3 separate regions of the Homo sapiens genome follow, and regions 2 and 3 are each linked to region 1. The links are chromatin contacts, found by Hi-C or POLR2A ChIA-PET in ENCODE. All regions are on one chromosome and are shown on one strand. Each heading gives the region's core, a stretch centred on a gene start or an enhancer-like site at or near the end of the contact. The rest is flanking DNA. Distances are from core to core; before and after follow the strand shown.

The links. Hi-C counts contacts between places; a loop is a spot of excess contacts on that map. ChIA-PET counts read pairs that join two places held with the same protein, here RNA polymerase II (POLR2A). Pooled maps may share reads with other maps.
Region 2: a map of chondrocyte shows a loop between it and region 1 (2.7-fold over the local background). The contact joins the enhancer-like site here to the promoter of RUNX1 in region 1. A Hi-C loop is called at or near these places in 1 of 168 maps with a recorded cell type or tissue (chondrocyte) and 4 of 50 pooled maps. POLR2A ChIA-PET finds 5 or more read pairs at or near these places in 2 of 52 experiments (AG04449 and PC-3).
Region 3: a map of endothelial cell of umbilical vein shows a loop between it and region 1 (12-fold over the local background). The contact joins the enhancer-like site here to the promoter of RUNX1 in region 1. A Hi-C loop is called at or near these places in 20 of 168 maps with a recorded cell type or tissue (CD14-positive monocyte, HCT116, HepG2 and 11 more), 7 of 37 single-sample maps with no recorded cell type and 26 of 50 pooled maps. POLR2A ChIA-PET finds 5 or more read pairs at or near these places in 3 of 52 experiments (BJ, PC-9 and activated B cell).

Annotation. Positions count from the first base shown.
Region 1 is chr21:35,047,963-35,050,662 of GRCh38, forward strand. It overlaps RUNX1 (RUNX family transcription factor 1), which reads right to left and starts at 1,340. Exons shown (of 9, transcript NM_001754.5): 1 at 1,206-1,340; 2 at 880-996. The coding sequence starts at 937. RefSeq lists enhancers at 563-702, 1,063-1,182.
Region 2 is chr21:35,562,615-35,565,314 of GRCh38, forward strand. The region is part of intron 1 of LOC100506403 (a long non-coding RNA gene); the gene reads right to left. Among named protein-coding and RNA genes, the nearest start is that of MIR802, 160 kb to the right of the region's middle. Within about 2 kb of position 1,422, at least 6 of the 41 ENCODE cell types and tissues checked have a DNase peak (open chromatin) inside an H3K27ac peak, as active enhancers do; they include PC-3, where a contact is called at or near this core.
Region 3 is chr21:35,931,075-35,933,774 of GRCh38, forward strand. No RefSeq gene overlaps it. Among named protein-coding and RNA genes, the nearest start is that of LINC01436, 73 kb to the right of the region's middle. Within about 2 kb of position 1,402, at least 24 of the 41 ENCODE cell types and tissues checked have a DNase peak (open chromatin) inside an H3K27ac peak, as active enhancers do; they include CD14-positive monocyte, HCT116, OCI-LY7 and 8 more, where a contact is called at or near this core.

The DNA of each region.
Region 1 (2,700 bases), core at 90-2,589:
CACACACATACTCACACACTCACAGCTCAACCACAGCTTTGTCCATTTCAAGAGGCTGGTTTCAAAAATGGAGACAGGTTTTCCACCCTGGCTGTTCCTATTCATAAGCCTGTAATCTAACGACTTAAGCTGCGAGAATGCTTAACTCGGGAAACTTCTCTATTGCCCTTTTCCAGAGAGACCTCGGTATGCCACAATTTGCTTCCTTTCTCTCTTGAAAGATGCTGGTTGTCTCTTTGCATTGAGGCTACAAGGAAAAACACAGCACAGCCCCATGCTGATGATTTTAACCTAACCAAGTCTGTCAGTCTCCTGTACTCTCTGCCTTATAGAGACAGCTGCCTTGCCACTTTGGCCCTGAAGTCCCCAGGCTGGTGCAAGGCTATCTGAGAGCCTCCGCCTCCTGCCCCACACTGGCACCAGCCCTCCTGGCTGGCTCTGTGCATGTGCCTGCTAAGCCCCAGGGCAGGCTGCATTCTGGGCCACACAGCATGCCGAGTTAAGGATAACTCAGACACAGGCATTCCGGGCAAGGGACAGCAAAATAAAACCCAGGGAGCTTCGTGCAAGCTTCATAATCTCTAAGCCTTTAAACAAGACCAGCACAACTTACTCGCACTTGACAAAGTTCTCACGCACCGACTGAACACTCCAACAGCATAACTAAGTATTTATTAAAACATTTCTGAAGAGCTTCCATCTGATTAGTAAGTAATCCAATAGACTTGTAATCATATGCCTCAGTTTGAATTCCTCTCACAAACAAGACAGGGAACTGGCAGGCACCGAGGCATCTCTGCACCGAGGTGAAACAAGCTGCCATTTCATTACAGGCAAAGCTGAGCAAAAGTAGATATTACAAGACCAGCATGTACTCACCTCTCATGAAGCACTGTGGGTACGAAGGAAATGACTCAAATATGCTGTCTGAAGCCATCGCTTCCTCCTGAAAATGCACCCTCTTCTGAAGGCGGGGGACTCAATGATTTCTTTTACCTTCGGAGCGAAAACCAAGACAGGTCACTGTTTCAGCCTCACCCCTCTAGCCCTACATCTCTCTTTCTTCTCCCCTCTGCTGGATACCTCTGGGACTCCCCAAGCCCTATTAAAAAATGCACCTTTGTAAAAACAAATATTCAAATTGTTAAAGATTAAAAAAAAAAAAAAAGCCAGCGCCGCCTTGGCTGTGGGTTGGTGATGCTCACCACGCTGCGAAACCCTGTGGTTTGCATTCAGTGTGATTCGTCCTGCCTGCTGACCACTATGCTGGGTTCAGACTTCTGACACTGCCAGGCTACCCAACTTGTGGTTCTGTGGTTGTTTATGAGGCCCAAAGAAGTTTTCACACAACCCAAATTACAAATTTAACTGTTCCCCTTTCCACAGCCCATCTCAATTGGTTCTTGCCAATCATGTGACTTAAGTGATGTCAATTTTTTTTTTTCTTTTCTGAGCAATGCCCTTCCTTCCCTCCACCTGCCCTCCCCCAGGCTGTGCAAGAAAATAGCCGAGTAGACTTTGCAAGAGGGGGGGATGTAGAAAAAAGTGACTCAGTCACTTATTATATCTCAATGGTCTTTGCTGATTTAGTACAACTCGGCTCCTGTTGTTATTTGTGGTTTTTGGAACTACTGATTATTTTGATAAAGATTTCATTGCTGCTTATTCAATAGTAATTCAACGCTGGCATCAAGCCGCTGCTCCGACAGGATGTGGATCCCATCATTTAAAATGCTAGGCATCAGCTCCGGGAGAGTTAAGTCCTTGGTAACGTCTATCATGGCATAAGTGAAACTATAAAAGGGAAAAATAAATAAAAAGAAATGTTTTGGTGAGAGTCTGACCCCTACAACGGGCTGGCAACTCACAGGTATTTTAAAGCCTGGGAAAGGGAAAGAATTTTACTTTTGAAATAAAAGGACTGTTTTAATGAAACCAAAATTATGTGGTTTTATTCCCCCTAAATGGACAACTTTAGTATGTATCTCTTTCAGTAAAGAGATAAAATCATAGTACAGTCTTAACACACACACACACACACACACACACACACACACACACACAAATTAGGAAGCTAAAGGAAAACAAAGCAGAGAGAATTTCTGTATTTGGGACAAAGCAGTGGTTACTCTGCAGATGTTTATTTGTATTGTCACTTGGGAAAGCTCCCTGTATTGCCTTTCTCTAGTTCAATTCAAATCAATAGGCTAATTTACACCTGTAGGTAAAACTACACTTTGAGCACATGAGGATGCCACAATAGAAGGGGAACCAGGAGGAGACACTTCTCCTGGGGCTGACTAATGAATATTATATAGCGCGTCCTCTACCTTAGAAAGACATGCCTGTTTGAAGATGCTAAAAACAGGATAATTTTGTAAGTGGGCAAACCACTGTGGTCACACGTATTTCATTTTCCGGCCCCACTGGCTTTACCTGCTGACAACTAAAACGTCATTTTGTTTTGTAGTTCCAAGATGAAGAAAGGCTTATTTTCCTGATTTACTACCTTATTCATTTGGCTCTGCTCTGCCTACATCCGCCATAGCACTCTGCGCACGTGAAATTTCGACACATAGGGTCAAGAGAACCTGTGTGATGATGGGTTGTAAATGCCAGTCCTGGATTCTAAGCTGCAGTAGCCAGCACAGGCACTTCAGAAAGGCTGAACTCCCACAACACTCCCTCGGTTTTCCCTCA
Region 2 (2,700 bases), core at 172-2,671, 510 kb after region 1:
CCATGTGAATCTTCTCTCGGGCCTCCACTTCTCTATGGGCTTCAGTACTATATGCAGAAAGCCCCAACTCTGTGTCACTACAAGGAGCCTTGACCTTGACCTCCTATAGGAAAGGCACTGAGAGTTATCCCAAGGATAAAGACCCATCATTTTAGGACCAATACAGAGTCTAAAAGATCACAACATGAAAAGAGAGATCAGAGCAAAGATTAACAGAGCAGCACTTCTATTGCCAAGGGCAACAGGTTGCACCTAAAAATATTTCTGTTTTAAAGGAGAAATAGTTCAAATGACTTCTTTAAAACAAATAAGCCTGATTTACTACACTTTACAGATTCCTATTTGTAAGAAAGAAAGTTCTAGACTTAGAAGATAAATAAATAAGTGAATACATAAATAAAAGTTTCTGACCCCATGGTCCATGCCCAGGACACATTCATTGACGACACGCATTCGTAAATACTCTCTAAGAACTACACAGCTGTGGTTAGTCATATTGTTTCTTGATTAAGTAACTGTAGTTTCATTCAGATCCTTTTAAAAAGTACATTTTTAGCATATCTTCCATTTTAAAAATACATTCTCTCATTCTTGCCATTCATGTACTTTGAAACGCTTCCCTAAAGATCGACATCAACAGTGTTGAAAAAGAAAATATTTGGGAACAGGAATGAACCCTAGTGGAATGGGTTCCTACACCAAAGATCCTATGAATCCATGCTTCATTGTGCAAAGTGAACCCCTACTCTTATGGACCTGCTGCTAGAGCTCTGATAGGTGTTGAATGATCCCAGAACCTGAAGGACCTATTTGAATTCAGATCATTGGTCTTATCATCCTCAGTAGCTATATCTTTGTCAGTCTACAAGTACTAGCCTTGAAGTTTTATGACACTTTATTCTCATAAGGATCATTTTTTTTCCATAGCAGACAGACCCTACATACCCCTCAAGTAAACCCTTTTTTGCACTATAGAGTCTACGTCAAGGAATCCTCACTGTGTTTACATTCTGATTTTCAAACATTTCAATTTGTAAGTAAGTGTATGTGTTGCCTTCAGGGCAGTGTAAATAGCTTGCCCAAAAATCTCAGCATAAATTTTCACCTCTCCTTTCAAGGCCTCAATTCTCTTCTCTACCTCTGATGATGTATTGACTTGGGTATTAATCATCTTTAAACATTTAATTACTGTCTGAGTGCCACGTCTCACCTTCAGTGCTGTTCCTCACAAAGCTGGATCCAGTACAGTACAGCATCTTTAAACCAATGCACAACTAACAGATTTGTTGCTGCAAAATACTTTTATGCAGCATCAATAAAACCTCTCCAGCAAGCACAGAGAGCCAATGGTCAGAGTCCCAGGGGGCCTTCCACACAGGATACGCATCTTGTTACAGAATTCCTCAATGCCTTTTTGCTGTCTCCCTAATGACCAGTTAAATGGTCTCCCTCGAGGATGCTTGAGTCAGCGCCAGCTTGAAAACTGCTGAGGAAACATCCTCTTTTACTGGAAATGATTTCCATCCAACGGCCATGTGCCATATTTAGACTCACGGCTTAGTAACACCCAACAGAAGGGGCTAAGTTTGCAGAAGAGGAGGCCCTGTGCTGTGAGAAAAGAACTTGCTTTTGTCTGGCCAAGTGACCGCAGGGGCTGGAGCTGGTGAGTCTGTGGTGGTCTGGAACCCGAGGGACAGAAACGCTCCATTCTATCTGGAGAGACAGGCGTCTCTTCTGCAGGGCAGCTGGTTCTTCCCATGCTGCTTGTCTTACACATCAGAGACCTGACTGGGGAGGTGGTGATTCAAGTCTAGCCCACGTCTGCCTGGCAATAAGACATTAAAACCCAAGGACTCTGTTTGCCTGCGTTCAACAGGCGGGATGGATGGCAGGCAAATCTATCTTCATCTCCCTTTAAAAGTAAATCACACAAGAATGATATTAACATATCTTGAGTCACAGAGTAAAATTCTGCTAAAGAGCAGAACCACTGAATTATAGAGCTTTAAAATGTATCTATACATATTAACACTAATAATTTAATATAAACATTTAAGTGTGGATATGAGATTTTAAGTGCTCTCTTTTCTCTCTCAGTTTTCCTTGGCCTCTCTATTCTCCCTGCTCCCCAATATCCACCCACATTAACTCATACAATCAACTTAGCTTGCACCCTTCCATGTTCCTCCTCAGGTTCATCTAGTTTTATGCAGACACGTATACACATATCCACACAGATACATCCTTTATGTCATTATTTTCTTAAAAAGTAGAATCCCCTGTCAAACACTTCTCTGCATCTTGTTTTTCTCTCCCAAAAAGAGAAAGGAAAACACCCCCACATCAACCCCTATAGCTGTGACTCAGTCTCTCTAATAGTTGTGTATTCCAGGCTATGGAAATTTCATAATTTTTCTATCCATTCCTTTATGGATAAGGCAAAACTTCTTGCAACTCTGTCTTGCTCTATTTCTATAATTTCCAACTGGAAATCAAAACAAAGAATTCTTACACAAATCTTACATGTATTTTCTTTAACAAAAACCAAGAAAAGTTCTCCCTTAAGCCCTAACACAAGCCCATCTTATTTTCAGTGCAGAGGGCAATGCTGTTTTAAAATGTGGGTTTTATGATTATCCAAGGACTATGAGGCCAACAGCTCAGGAAAGGACTACAATTGCAAAGATAGCTCATGACTCA
Region 3 (2,700 bases), core at 152-2,651, 880 kb after region 1:
AAGCTCCTAAATGTGCCTACTGAATCTTATGACAATGCCTGATCATTGAAAATCCTTTCTGGATCAGTTAGGTTATTAGTTTGGCTATCATTAAAAAAGGTCAAAGTAACAGTAACTTAAATTGATAATAGTTTATTTATTTTAAATATGGTCTAATCATAAATATTCAAAGTGTTATAACACTCCATAGTATCAGAGTTCCCGCTCTTCCTGTCCTGCTGTTCTGCCATCCAAAACACATAGCACGTGCATACCTGTGCATACCTAAGCCTGTGCATAGAGGCCCCACAGCAACTCTGCACATAGCCCTCAAGGTCACATCCCACGGGCCATGTGGCAGTTCTTGCTGCAAGGGAAGCTGGGAAACATAACCTTTGTTCTGGGCTGCATTGGACTCAACTTTACTAAAGGAAAGGGATGGCTGAGACCAGCCATGTCTGCCACAGCCTTCTTTTCATTAAGGTGCAGCGTTTCCCTAAGTATTGGCACAGAGAAGGCACAAAATAGATATGTGTTCAATGAACAAATAAACAAATGAATAAATAAAATTCTTCAGGGAATGCTTATCTGAAAACAGACATGAAAACAGTTTGCTAGGATATTCACGGTTGGTTGTTTTCATCAATTTCTCAGAGGAGAAATTTAGTTTTTATTAGATCATTAAATCAATTTAAACAGACATATATTTGTATATCAGCATCAGGAAGAGCAATGTAAATGTCCTACGGGTGACATCATCATATTCTTCCCCAGCATTTCTCAAACCTATCTAGCCATGGAACCCTTTGTCAGAGAACATTTACTAATGATTTACAAGACATTCATGAAAAATACTCTCCTGCCTAAAATCTTAGCAGAAAAATAGAATTCAGCCATTTATCCACTTAGGATAGGACCATAAAGAAGTCAATATACATGTAAATAAACTACATTTTTTTAAAGCAACAAGAGAGAAGTCTTTTCAGCACATACTATTAACAGTCCCATAGTATCTTCCAATGGCTGTGAATAACTAGTAGGTTGACCTGCCACCTTACATAATGTCTTCATCTCCCCAGTAATTTCCCAATAATCCTGGAGTACTGGAAATGGAAGACACCTTAAAATGGTATCAAAGCCATTCGTCGGCCTTCAGATCCTAATGTCACTAAACTAACTGAGAGAAACCAACATCAGAGCAAAACCTCATGACATGAGCTCATTCCTACACAGGGTCTGGAAAACATCACTTCCACTTTAAGTACACACTAAAAAAGGATGATGATTCAGACAGACAATCTTAGCTGCACTGCGCGGGTGGACAAGGGGATTGTAACCAGCCATCCAGGAAATCTGGCATCTGTCCAGAAAACAAGTCTAAATTTTGAAAGGTCTCTGCCTAACACATTCAGTTTATGTCCACAGGTCTCTGAGGAAGTGCACTTATAAAGAGGAGATGACTACGTTAGAAATTATGACTGAGGCAGCTTTTGCGCTGTAACTCTTGCTTAAAAGGGAAGTACGCCAGTTCCCCTTTGAAACAGTTTCTAAGCAGCAGGTGGCTACCACCAGGAAGCCAGGCACACGATGCAGCAGTATTGATATCTGGCTGTGTTGTACAGATCTTCCCTTTATCCATTCGAAGGATGTGAAAGCGAGGGCAGAGGGTAGAATTTTTAGCTGGTAATGGTCTCTTTTAATCAAAGAACTCAATAAATTACAAAGAGACTGAGTCACTTGTCCTGTCTCAAAGAAATGTCATAAGAATAGCTCAGGGCAGTAAAGGAAGTTTAATTAACGCAGCCGGGTGTGGTAGTTCACACCTGTAATCCCAGCGCTTTGAGAGGCCAAGGCAGGCGGATCACCTAAGGTCAGGAGTTCGAGACCAGCCTGGCCAACATGGCAAAACCCCATCTCTACTTAAAAAAAAAAAAAATTAGCTGGACATGGTGGCACATGCCTGTAATCCCAGCTACTGGGGAGGCTGAAGCAGGAGAATCGCTTGAACCTGGGAGGTGGAGATTGCAGTGAGCCAAGATCATGCCACTGCACTCCAGCCTGGGTGACAGGGTGAGACTCCACCTCAAAAAAAAAAAAAAAAAAGAGCTCAGAATTGGAGAACATTTATAAGTAGCTTGGTTTAGGGGAGGACAAATGAGGAGAAAGCCGATCTAAAATAGGTTGGGACAATCTATTAGCCAACTATCTACACTCTCCCACCATAGTTTTCATTATTGCATTAATGAAAGCTGAGTCTCCAGAAATTAAAAAAGACTGTTTCTCAACCTATCTAAGCTGCAATCCGTTTTAATGAAGCTAAGTATAGAGACAGAGGGAACCTAGATAATAATAGAAATAACTGTGCTAATGTTTAAAAGAAGAAAAGAATGAGGTTAAGGTTAATTGCAGTAAATAATAATGAAAAATGTGTGTTATTCAATATAGTCACTAAAAGGATGAAAATATTTTCAAATATGACTCATTCCAGTTGAAACAGGAAGGGAAGTAAAAGCATCAACATCTGACAAGACATTAAACTCCCTAAGTCAGAGCAGCGCTGCCCCTGTGGGGAAGAAACTATCCTCCTCCCAATGGCACAGAACCAACTCACTCAAGCCAGGCGCCTCTGGAGAAAGTCACTGAATCACATATGTGTGTGCACACACACACACGACAATAGCCAGCCAGAGAGTGAGAAAGAAAGAGGGTATACTGACCCCT